2 separate regions of the Mus musculus genome follow, and region 2 is linked to region 1. A link is a contact called in ENCODE POLR2A ChIA-PET data. All regions are on one chromosome and are shown on one strand. Each heading gives the region's core, a stretch centred on a gene start or an enhancer-like site at or near the end of the contact. The rest is flanking DNA. Distances are from core to core; before and after follow the strand shown.

The links. ChIA-PET counts read pairs that join two places held with the same protein, here RNA polymerase II (POLR2A).
Region 2: POLR2A ChIA-PET joins it to region 1 with 14 read pairs in Patski. The contact joins the promoter of H3c15 here to the promoter of Otud7b in region 1. POLR2A ChIA-PET finds 5 or more read pairs at or near these places in 3 of 5 experiments (Patski and embryonic stem cell).

Annotation. Positions count from the first base shown.
Region 1 is chr3:96,100,506-96,106,736 of GRCm38, reverse strand. Otud7b (OTU domain containing 7B) reads right to left here and starts at 2,210. Exons shown (of 12, transcript NM_001025614.1): 1 at 1,918-2,210. It overlaps Gm30044 (a long non-coding RNA gene), which reads left to right and starts at 2,381. Exons shown (of 2, transcript XR_375856.2): 1 at 2,381-2,549.
Region 2 is chr3:96,236,720-96,242,950 of GRCm38, reverse strand. It overlaps H3c15 (H3 clustered histone 15), which reads left to right and starts at 3,824. Exons shown (of 1, transcript NM_054045.4): 1 at 3,824-4,472. The coding sequence starts at 4,010. The coding sequence ends at 4,420. It overlaps H2ac19 (H2A clustered histone 19), which reads left to right and starts at 2,577. Exons shown (of 1, transcript NM_178212.3): 1 at 2,577-3,172. The coding sequence starts at 2,701. The coding sequence ends at 3,093.

The sequences.
Region 1 (6,231 bases), core at 961-3,460:
CACCCTGCCTCATACAACACACCAGCCTTGTTTCTTTGACAAAGTTTTACTTTTTTTCTCTTCCACAGAGAAAGTCCCTGGTACTACATGAAAGGGATAAGACAAACCAGAGCACTGAAAATAAACAAACAAATTAGAAGTAGTTTGGAAACTACCTACCATCTTTACTTCCCACTTAAACATATGATGTCCAAAACAGACATCTATTTAGTTCTAAATTATTCACGTTAATGGGTAATGATTGGCAGAAAGGTGCTGATAATCCAAAATGAGAGCAAAAAAATCGAAAAAGAAAAATCTATTTTTGTTTTGGAATATGTGTCTTCAGCATATTTACCTTCTCAATTATGCCTAGCATGAGCTAATATTTGTGTTCATGTGCAATCTCTAAGTACACAGAAACCAGCCTGGATTACAAAGGTGCTCGAAAGATGCCAGTTCACGTAAAGTCAGAACAGACTGCATTCAGTGCTGTACAGGAGGAACAGCAATTTCTTTTATTTTACATTCTCTTTAACCTTCAAAATATCAATAGACTAGCACAGCAGGTTAGTAAACTTAAAAGACCTGCTTGAAAAACAATGAGGGTAAAGAACATAATTAATTCCTCATTGTTTACCTAGAATGTGTTCCTATGTAAGTTATATACTGCCAACATTTAACTACAAGTCTGATTCTCCCTGGCAGACTTCTCCATCCCTCAGGAACAGAATCTCATTGACTAAGAAACACATTTCCTAAATGTCTTTTTAGATATGCAACATAGAAAAAAATAAAAAATAGAAATTAGCTACTCCTTTGGAGTCTTCTTACCACCACTTCTCCTTATTTTTCTTATCCACCTGACAGGTTTTGAGACACAAAGGGATCCAGCATCCTAAAAGACCTAAGTATATTGTAGGAAAAGCCAAAGACCCACAAATTACCAGCTTCTAAATAAAACACCCTATGTAGTATTCACAAAAAGATAAAGAAAGCCAAAGTCAAAGCGGGTTAGCGATTGGCTTTGCAGTCATGAAAATTCCCTAAGGGGAAAAAAAAATTTGGGGGAGGGGGAATAACCTCTTAGATCAAATCTCACCAGTTCGCTTCTCTCAACTTCCCCATTTTTACATGTGTCTTGTGCCCAGAAAAGACACCTATGTTAGACTGACACTCTATCACCAGAGAAGAGAGACAGACTCTGAGGGCTGGTCCTTGTGAGCCGACAGGCTAAAAATACGCCGGCCCAGTAAACAAATCCCATTCCATCTCAACAGGAGCCACACCGTTAACCTAGTAATTATGAGAAGAGTGCGATCACACAGCCCCCAGCTTACTCATCATCAGCTTCTAAAGTTTCCATCAGCGCACAGAAACTTTTTTTTTCTGAAGTCCATAAGCCTGCCCTAGAATTTCTACACCTACACTCACCACAGTCTCTCTCTCCTCTCTCCTCTCTCCCCTCTCCCTCTCTCTCTCCTCCCTCCCTACCCCCCTTCCTCCATTACTGGACGCACCTCAGTTTGGCTATCGTTAAGAACAAACTTGGCTTTTCTTTTTTACTTTTATAGTGACTTTAAAAGAACTTTATCCTACTTGGGGGGGGGGGGCTGCATCTAGACCACCCTAAAACTCCGCCATCCGTCTCCCAAAGTCTAGCTGACAAGAGGGGACTATCCAAACTGCCCAGCACAGCTGGGGAAGGGACAGGAACCGCCGGCCAGGGCTGAGAGCGCAGGACGCAGGTGAAAGATTGGCGTGAAGGAGGAAGGTGGGGACCAAGCAGAGAGCGGGTGCTCAGGGGGAGATGGCTTCAGGTGAAGTCTCGTCAGAGAGAGTGAGCAGTGGAGCTCGACGACGCAGAGTTGGGGCGCTGGAGAGGCGGGAGGAGCGGGGAGGAGATGGGGAGGGTGTCAGGGCTGGGGTCTCCGTTACCCTCGCGACTCTCGGGGCAAGGCTCTAGGCCGGGGCGGAGCGCGGGGCCCGGCCGCCTCGCCTCATTCCTCGGCAGTGACCCCGGGGTCCAAGCGGCCCCTCCCCCGACGACGATGGAGGCGGAGGCGGACACTGCGACCGCGGCTGTTGCTCTCCACAGGAGATAGAGCTGGAGCCAAGCCGGGACTGACCGGAGCTGGCCTCTTCCCAATGGCTTTCCGCCGGCTCCTCCACACCGGGTCGCCACTCCGACTCCAGCGGCTGGTTCAGGATCGGTGGCTTTCGGCCGTCCGGCCGGAAACAAGCGCCCGTTTCCGGCCGGAGCGGGTTGGCGGTGACACCCTAGCCGCCCCCGGGCCTCCTCCCGCCCGGCGCGGCCGGCCCCGCCCCGTCCCGCCCCGCCCCTCCCCGCAGCAGCCCCGCCCTCGGGACCGCTTTGGGGCTGTGGCCGGTTTGGCGCTTGCCCGGCGCGTGACCCCGCGCGTTTTTGGCTCGCGTCCCCGAGCCCCCGGGCGGAGGCACTTTTGAGCGGGAGCTGGGAGCTCGGCATGGACTGTTAAGACTTTGGGGTCGCATCAGTTGGCGCCAGCCCTAAGGGAAGAAATGGAGACTGGCGGAGTAGCTTTCGAAAGGTGAGAAGGATAAAAATACTTGAGAAGGTTGAAATTCTAGTTACTCCACGCAATCCTGGACCAACCAGACTGAATTGAACATCGCTTCTTACAAACCAGCCCCACCCAGCTATGCATTCCCCTTGTTCCTTCACTCTTGACGTGAACGTACCCTTTGCTATATTCACTTGCATAACAATACTCCCTTAGTAACATCCCTGCCACAGTCAGTTTTTTAGTTAATGTTGTAAAAACACATTGTCAATGTGTTTTTACAACATTACAGCATAACTCAATGCCTTTACTTATTGAAGCCCTACTGTTGTAAAAGCACTGTATTCTGGAAGACTGGAAATAGAAAACGCAACAAGACATAAATCCCAAGCATCAGCAATCTAACAATTTAGTATTAATAGAATTCACTGAAATATTTTATATAAAGCAAAACAAACATATATGTCACGGAGGTTACAATGAGCTGTGCCTAGGAGCACACAAACAAGCCATCTCAGCCTTTCATGTTTGTAAAGGAATATGGACTGCTTCCAGAAGAACTACTTTATTGAAAACACAAAAATGGGCCCAGCTTATGCTATACTCTAACCAAATGAATCCTAAAATTTAACTCAGATCTCTAGAATCCACACATTCAAGGCAGTGTTTATTATCAAAATTATGTTCACTGGGTTTATGTAAAAGCATAATGCAGTTGGCTCTTCATTTTCCTCAGTATTCGCTGAGAATTTTGGTTTCTAATGGGGAAGGATAGAGCACAGAATTATCCAGACTAGGAACTGACACCTGAAACAGGAAACCCACTGGAAAAATACCCTTAAGTTTAGAGTTGAAAGTTTAGGGCTGAACCTAAGGCCACGTATACATGTCTCAGCCAAGCAAAGTAGCTGGTGCCTTTGGAAGATACCACAACTTACAATGCAACTTAGCAAGCCAGAGCTTAGAAGATCCAGGGAGTACCGATTGCAACTACTATTTTGTGACAAATTTGAGAAGAGGGTAGGATTTGGTCTCACTGAATTCCGTAGATCATACTAGCCCCTGCTGGCTAAGTCTGATGTGGGAAGGCAGAACTCTGCAAAACTGAGAGCTGCTTTCACACTCATCGATTAACTATGTTTAACACACTTTCACACACTCCTTAGGACCAGGTATGGAGCTCAAAGGCTCTCTCCACCTTAAGTACAAGGCAGAGGGGTTGGTTTTGTTGTTGTTGTTGTTTTGTTTTTGTTTTTGTTTTTGTTTTTGTTTTTGTTTTGTGGCAATGACCACAAAAAGTGGTCCAGATTAAAAAGTTGAGCCAAGTTGCTGGTCAAAGCCATTTAAGCGATCGCACATTGTAGGCCTGCCTGGAAATTTAGGGATCAGGAAGTGATGGGGTTGCCATTGCTCTGTGCCTGTTTCTTACTCCGACCATCCATCAGGCATTGTTGTTTGTGTAATTGCTCAATGGGCTACTTGTCTTGGCCAGCTCTGTCTGTGTGGGTAGCAGTGTGGTCAGCTGGGCTGGAAGCCAGGCCACCTGGGTTCTGGTCCCAGCTCAGCCAGTCCCTAATCCATTAAGTGACTCCCTTCCCATTCCTATGCTGTCCGTTTCTTTGCCTATCTAGGAGCGGCTTCTCTTTCAGTGTGCAGACACTGTCACAGTGTCCGATGCTCCGAAAGCTACCATCTGATAGTAAATAGTCACAGCAGCCTGAGTACAGCGGAGTCTCCCCCCCCCCACCCCCAACCAGGTAGAATAGTATGGAAAAATCATCAAAGAAAACCCCAGCAGTGTGCACAAGGCCACGCCCCTTATCCTCCACAAGGCCACGCCCCCATCTGCCGCTCAGCTCACTGTTCTTTTCCACCCTGACAACTGTTTTTGTTTCCTTGTCTTAGTGATTCTAAGCTTCAAGAAGCTCCGGGAGCTTTAACTTGCCTTTCACCAACGCTGCTCCAAGGAGAGTCAACACTAGGCTGATGGGTGCGGTGAGGGGAAATATTCAGAGAAAGCTGTTTTGCAACTAACCAGGAAGAAAAAAAAGGAGAAATTATTTGCATTTATATGTCTTTGTGGTAGAAAAGAAAACCAAACTGAAATAACTTCCTTTCTAGTACTATGACTATAATTTAGACCAGTGGTTCTAGGATGCCTTTAAAACTATAGATAGATAGATAGATAGATAGATAGATAGATAGATAGATACTGTACCTACTTAGGAATGTTAGACTAACTCAGAATTTTTGTAGCTGAAAACCATAAATCCATATATATATATGTTAAATCCATTCCTATCCTCTGACCCAGAAATTCTATTCCTTAGTATTTACCCACTAGAAAGGAAAATACGTGTCTATTAAAAGCTTGTAGATAAATGTTCCTAACAACTTTATTCCTAATAGCCACTCAATGGAAACTTTATTTCTAATAGCCACTCAATGGAAACCTTTCAAATGACCACAATAAAAAATAGACTCATATACATACATATGTATATGTATATAGGAATTTTTATAAAAAATAAATAAGGTACCTTTTTTAAAGATTTATCTGATTTTATGCATTTGGGTATTCTCCCTGCATGTATGTGTACCATGTGTGTGTGCTGTCCATGGAGGCCAGAGAGAGAGTGTCAGATCCCCTGGAACTAGAGTTACAGATGGTTGAGAGTCACATAGTGTTAAGAACTGAACCTGAGTCTCCTGCAAGAGCAACAAGTGCTATTTACCACTGTTTCATCTCTCTAGCCCTGCAAAAACTTCTGACTACTGATGTTTGCTCAATTGTAGAACCCTTATATAAGACCCTGGATTTGATACCCAGCAATACACACACATACACACATACACACGTACACACAAATTATTAAAAGAAAAAAGGCATTTTTATGAAACTCAAATTCCAAAACAGGCAAAAATACACAATAGTAGGTACCAGCTATGGCCAAGAGAAAAGAAAAATTAAAGGGACACAAGAGGATTTTCTAAAGTAGTGGAATGTGCCATGCCTTACTAAAAGTAGCCGTTACACATGTATATCACAATGGGGATTTTGTCTTAATTTTAAGGTATTGTGTTATTATTTTACATCTGTGGGTGTATCCCTGCATGGATATCTGTGCACCATGTGCCTGGTTCCTATGGAGGCTAGAAGAGGGCAGTCTGCTTATGTATCATTGCTAGATCTACCTCCTATTACTAAGACTCCAATGCTCCAGTGATCTCTTCTCACCAAAGTGATACCAACACATGGCAGCATAGCTGTTCTTGGCTGTCAACTTGACAGAGCCTGGGAAGCTGGAACCTCAAATGAGGATTTGTCTCCATCAGACAGGGCTATGCACCATCAGACTGGGCTATGCACCATCAGACTGGGCTATGCACCATCAGACAGGGCTATGCACCATCAGACTGGGCTATGCACCATCAGACAGGGCTATGCACCATCAGACTGGGCTATGCACCATCAGACAGGGCTATGCACCATCAGACAGGGCTATGCACCATCAGACAGGGCTATGCACCATCAGACTGGGCTATGCACATGCTGGGAGGTGGGGGATGGATGTTTATGTTTCTTGTTACAACTAATTGATAGAAGAGGGCCTAGCCTACTGTCAATAGGCCATCCCTGTGCAGATGGCACTGGGTTGTATAAGGAAGCAGGCTGAGCAGAACCAGGCCAGTAAACAGCACTCCTCCA
Region 2 (6,231 bases), core at 2,575-5,074, 130 kb before region 1:
GGGCTGGGAATACCTCTGAGGCATTTGAAGTGGGAAAATCCACATTTTTGGGACAGTGTGTGAATGCTTGCTACTTCTTAAACTTTTTTGACTATCTCCAACCAGGACTTTGATGATTATGTTTAGGGCTTATTCCGAAGTTAATCCAGGATAACCTCTCAGAATTGAATAGACAAGTCCTTTTCCTCTCTTAAATATTGATGGGTTCTGAAAAATTGGACTATTCACAGCCTACCATAGCCATCAACTACTGCTATAGCTTGAACTGTTTCCACACAAAAGATGTTCTGTTGCTTCAACAAAAGCAGCATGGCCAAAAAGCGAGTTGCAGAGGAAACATTTCCATATCATTGGAGGAAGTCAGGACCGGAACTCAAGCAGAGCTGGAACTTGGAGACAGGAGCTGATCCAAGGGCATGGAGAGGTGCTGTTTAATGTCTTGCTCAGTCTGCATTCTTATAGAACCCAGGACTACCAGCCCAGGGATGGCATACAACCCACAATGAGTTGGGCCCTACCCCATCAATTGCTAATTGAGAAAAATACCTTACAGTTGGGTCTCAGAGAGGCCATTCCTCCACTGAAACTTCTCTCCCTGCGATGACTAGTTTGTGTGAGGTTGCCACATAAAACCAGCCAAAACAAGTCAAACCCATACATAGCCTCACAGCCTGCTCTCTTAGCCTGTTCTCGTGTCTCAGAAAACAGTATGGTACCTTACTATGACAATCTTAAGAATGCAACTGCTAAAAATTCTAATTATTGAAATTTATAAATAAAACTTTCAGGTTAAAAGAGACTTAGACATTTTCGTTGTGGACATATTAATCTTTGGCCCTGATAAAATGATGACTTTTAATATTTGCAGATTTGGCCCAAATGTGTACTTGGGAGCCTCCGTTTTTCCTTATCAACCTATTTTGATATGTGTAGCTTCAATCTATACAAAAGTTCAGGGCTGGAGATGGCTCAGGGTTTAACAGCCCTTGCTGCTCTTGCAGAATATCTGGGTTCCTTCAGTTCCCAGGACTACATGGTTGCTGACAAGCCTTCAGCTCCAGGGGATCTAACTCCTGGTCTCTGAAGGCACTAGGTATGAAGCACTAACAAAGAAATAGAAGAGTCAATGTTATAACATCCTTTATAGGAATAACACATATCAGGAATAACACGTACCAAATTATATTTCAAGACAAATACTTAAGGATCAAAAGTATATTCTAAGGTCATAGGATGTCATTCTCGTGATCTGCAGTCAGTCCATAAATGCAGGGTTGTGTAGTCTTTGCTGAACCCTTGATCCACCTCTCAAATTTGTGAGTCCACATATGCACATAAATATCAATATCAAATTTAATCAGAATCCTTGATAAACCTTCAACTTCTCAACTTAAAATGCTTTTCAGCTAGCCATCCTAATAACACTGCCTACCTAAGCCTGGCGGTGGTGGCACACACCTTTAATCCCAGTACTTGGGAGGCAGAAGCAAGCAGATTTCTTAGTTCGAGGCCAGCCTGGTCTACAGACTGAGTTCCAGGATAGCCAGGGCTATACAGAGAAACCCTGTCTCGAAAAAACCAAAAAAAAAACAAACAAACAAACAAAAAAACCCACCAAAATCCAAAAAAATCCACTGCCTACCTAGCTTCAACCCAAAATCCTAGTGCTACACTCTTGCCGATTCCTCCACAAGACTAGAATTCCATCTCCACAATATGTAACAATGTAAAATATAAAGATTGTAACTATGTTACTATGTAACAATATACCTGTTACTAGAGCTAAGCTTACACTCAATATGCCTAATCAGTGATTCTAATGCATCGATAACGAACCTTATTACAAATTTCAGAGATTGAAAAATGCTGGCTGTATTTTACCGAGCATAACTGATGCGATGCTAAAATAATGGCAGTCCGGATATGGTACTCCGAGTCACTCTAGCCCCAGACAGCCTGGAAGGCTCCTAAAAGGAGCTTCTGAGAGCCATCAGGACAAATGATAGACAAAAGCAGCAGCGTAAGGTTTACTTTTTAAGTTATTTCGATTCCTTATGTACAAATCTGAGTGGCAAAAAAATAATTTTAGTAAACCCCAGGCGAACTGTACTTGGTCTTTTCAAGCACTCTCAGATGTGTATGGATTAAGAAAATAACCTTTAAATTTAACGATTTTAAAGTAAGGCTCCCAGCGATAAACGCTTAAAATGAAACAAGTAGGTTTTACACTGTTTCAAGTAGAAAAATAAAGAGGCTATGAGAATTATCCGCTACTCCTTAGGTATAAAAAACTAAATTTCCAGTATTCCTCGAAGGAAAACCTACACTTAAGTAAGTGATTAACTCAGGCCCTCTTGGATGCAGGGCACACTTTGCCAGCTTCCAGAGCAGGAGAAACAGCGAGCAAGCCCAGCCGCCCGGCGACCCGCGGAGTGTCGCAACGACGGCCGCACGCAAATGAAGCCACCGAGCACGCGCGTCGTGATTCGCGCGTTCCAGGGCGGCGCCGGGGCGAGGGAGCCGGTCTTATGTAAATGAGAGGCTTCTGTCCGCGCGCTCCTATTGGCCACGGCGTCAGGACGCGTGTGAGCCAATGAGAGCGTCGGGCGGACAATCGGGTCTGCGTCTATAAAAGGGTGAGGCGTCGGCGCCGGAGTACCGTTTCCTGGTTGTGGCCGTTCGTCTGTTTGCGCTTTCGTGATGTCCGGTCGTGGCAAGCAAGGAGGCAAGGCCCGCGCCAAGGCCAAGTCGCGGTCTTCCCGGGCCGGGCTACAGTTCCCGGTGGGGCGTGTGCACCGGCTGCTGCGCAAGGGCAACTACGCGGAGCGTGTGGGTGCCGGCGCGCCGGTATACATGGCGGCGGTGCTGGAGTACCTAACGGCCGAGATCCTGGAGCTGGCGGGCAACGCGGCCCGCGACAACAAGAAGACGCGCATCATCCCGCGCCACCTGCAGCTGGCCATCCGCAACGACGAGGAGCTCAACAAGCTGCTGGGCAAAGTGACGATCGCGCAGGGCGGCGTCCTGCCCAACATCCAGGCCGTGCTGCTGCCCAAGAAGACGGAGAGCCACCATAAGGCGAAGGGCAAGTGAGGCCACTGCTCGCGTCGGCCCGCGTCTCTGTGATATAACCCCCGCGAGCTCCTAAAAAGGCTCTTTTCAGAGCCACCCACTGAATCAGATAAAGAGTTGTGTCACGGTAGCCGGTCTTGGTGGCCTTTCCTGGCCCTGCCCCAAAAGTAAGAGTGTCGTGTCCTCTGCTTCCTTGCCCATCCTGCCCGTGGTTCCCCCTGGTAGTTAGTCTGTTGTCGCTCTTTGGTTCATGCCCTGCCTCGGCGGAGCGGATACGCGGTTCTCGCTGACCGTCCCAAGCATTTAGCCCCTATCTGCCCACACCCTTGTCCTACACAACACTGTCCCTCACTCAGCGTCCACCCGCCTGACCCTTCCCAGGACTAAGACTCAACTAGGACGTCTAGGCCAATCTAGACATAAGTCGCAGTCAGCCGCGCTCTCGTCCGGTCCTTGGGGAATGTCTAGGAGGAGGAGGTGTCCCGCGAGGACTGGACGCGGCCGGCTCTAGGGATCATGGGGGACTGGGGCTGGGACTGTGGCTGTGGCTGGGCGGTGCTGCACAAACACTAGATTAGTTCTGCCCTGGGACTTTGGGCGGCGGGCGGGGGCGCGCGAGCTCCTCTTGGGCAGAGCCGGGACCCGCCCTCTACGGGCAGCTGCCAGACGTGGCTCCACCCTCGCAGAACGTTGGCAAGTGGACCGGGCGCGGGGCTGGACGTGGGGGGCGGGTGGGGGCGGGTCAGGTGGCGTGGCGGGCCCGAGCCAATGGGCGAGGTCGGGGCCGGTGACGCCACGGCCAATGGCGCGGCAGCGCGGGAGTTTCAAGTCGCTGTCTCCGCCCCGCCGCGGGGAAGACTGCGCCTATAAAGGCGGCCGGCTCGGGCCGGTATCAGGTCCCCGAGTGCTCCTCGTTTGGGTGTCTTCCGTCTTCGCCATGGCCCGTACGAAGCAGACTGCCCGCAAGTCCACCGGCGGCAAGGCCCCGCGCAAGCAGCTGGCCACCAAGGCCGCCCGCAAGAGCGCCCCGGCCACGGGCGGCGTGAAGAAGCCGCACCGCTACCGGCCCGGCACCGTGGCGCTGCGGGAGATCCGGCGCTACCAGAAGTCGACCGAGCTGCTGATCCGCAAGCTGCCGTTCCAGCGCCTGGTGCGCGAGATCGCGCAGGACTTCAAGACGGACCTGCGCTTCCAGAGCTCGGCCGTCATGGCGCTGCAGGAGGCGAGCGAGGCCTACCTGGTGGGGCTGTTCGAGGACACCAACCTGTGCGCCATCCACGCCAAACGCGTCACCATCATGCCCAAGGACATCCAGTTGGCCCGCCGCATCCGTGGGGAGCGCGCTTAAGCGCCCTGTCTCCCATCCATTCCCCACAAAGGCTCTTTTCAGAGCCACCACAGCTTCCCGGAAAGAGCTGTTTACTTCGCTTAGAGCTTTGTCCGCACATTATCCCGCTCCATAGCTCTAGGTTGGTATCTGACTTATACCTGTTATGTCTACATAATGGTTGCTTTCAAGGAAGGTTTGAATGCCCTTAGTGTAAGTTGTTTAACGTTAATTGCGGTCTTATTCAGACTCCTAGCTTGTTAACCCGAAGTAGGTTCACCACCTCAGTCTAAGGGGAGGGGATAATCTTACGGAGGGTTGGGGCTTGGTGGATACTATGTAATGTTCCTACCCAGCTGGAGCAGAGAAGGCTTTGTAAGTAGCTGAAGGCTGAGATCTAGCTTACAGCTCATAATTACATCACCAGACTTCTGGACGACTGAAGATTATTGTTGCTCATTTAATGCAATGTCTGAGGCTTACGGGGCTCAACGTCGGTGGTAAGTGGACTATGAGTAATATCCAGTGATAAAGCTTTGTTCTCTAACACTTGATTAGAAGACCTGCTAGCTACTTGGGATTCAGCATTTATTGCTATGATATGGTTCAATGGCAATTGGGTAGTTTTTCCTCTTACTCCTATTAATTTACTTCAAAATGACAACTCCATTCCCCCCTTCCCACTTTGGCAGGCACCTTTCTGGACCGAAATACACTGGATATCAAAGGGGAATCCCTTTACAATTCCTTAGCGTGAGGACAGTCTTTGCAGGGGTGGGTGTCGGACCTGAGACTCAAGAGCACAGTAAATACCTTATGGAGATCACTGTCATGGACCTTCCTTTCGGTTTCTGCCGGAAACTTCCAGAGAGCAAACTAGCAATAGTTAAAGCTGTGTGGAGACAGCCCATTTGTCCCCAGCATCTTACTGAGCTTTGCCTCAAAGGTTGGGCCCAAAAGTTCTTAGAACTAAGTGATTTTGGTCCATCAAAGCTCTTAGTGGCTAAGCAGACCCCCTCAGCATGCAAATTTACTCCATGAGTTGAAACTAAGGCAGATTTAAAAGCAAGATATCAACCAATTTAAATACAAGAGCTCTGGATGCTGACAGGCTGTGTATGTCATGGTATGTAAGGCAGTCAGGGATCCCTAGCGTAGGAAGGAGAGCTATGGCCTCCCTTTGCTGTTCTCACTTTTAAGGTCGCCTTATTCTCTCTTAGGACTTGTGAGTACTCATTGGCCAAACTCAAAGACTCAAAGGACATGGGAGAGAATGGGAAAAGGAAAAGGAGGGGGCAGTTTATACTAGGCAGGGCAGGACCTGGCTGATATTAGACAGAGGAAGTCTTCTAGGTTAATCTCTGATTTCCTATCACAGGTAAGCCTTTGATGTCAGTGACTTGCCTGCCTCACAGTCTCCCTCCCGGGGCTGCTACTCAAGAGTTGTGCACCTTGACCATGAGTGAGTTAAGTCAGGTTCTCCTCTAAGTTGCCCTAAGTCTTCTTTCACTGGGGAAGAAAACCAGCTGACAGTACAAATCAGTGTGCGGAAATACAGATTAGTGGACCAAAACTCCTCTTAACCAGCCTGGAACCAGGCCTCTCCAGGACACCGCTGCTTAATGCAGTAGCCACCTTAGGGAGCACATACATACATACATACATACATACATACGTACATACATACATAAACTTGTAAAAGAACATTATCATAATCTCAGGTGTTTCCAGGAAAAGTCAGCCACAGAACTGGCATTATTAATGGATTGTGGGTTTTTTGGGTTTTTTTTGTTTGTTTGTTTGTTTTTTACAGCTGATGGTAACCTCACCTT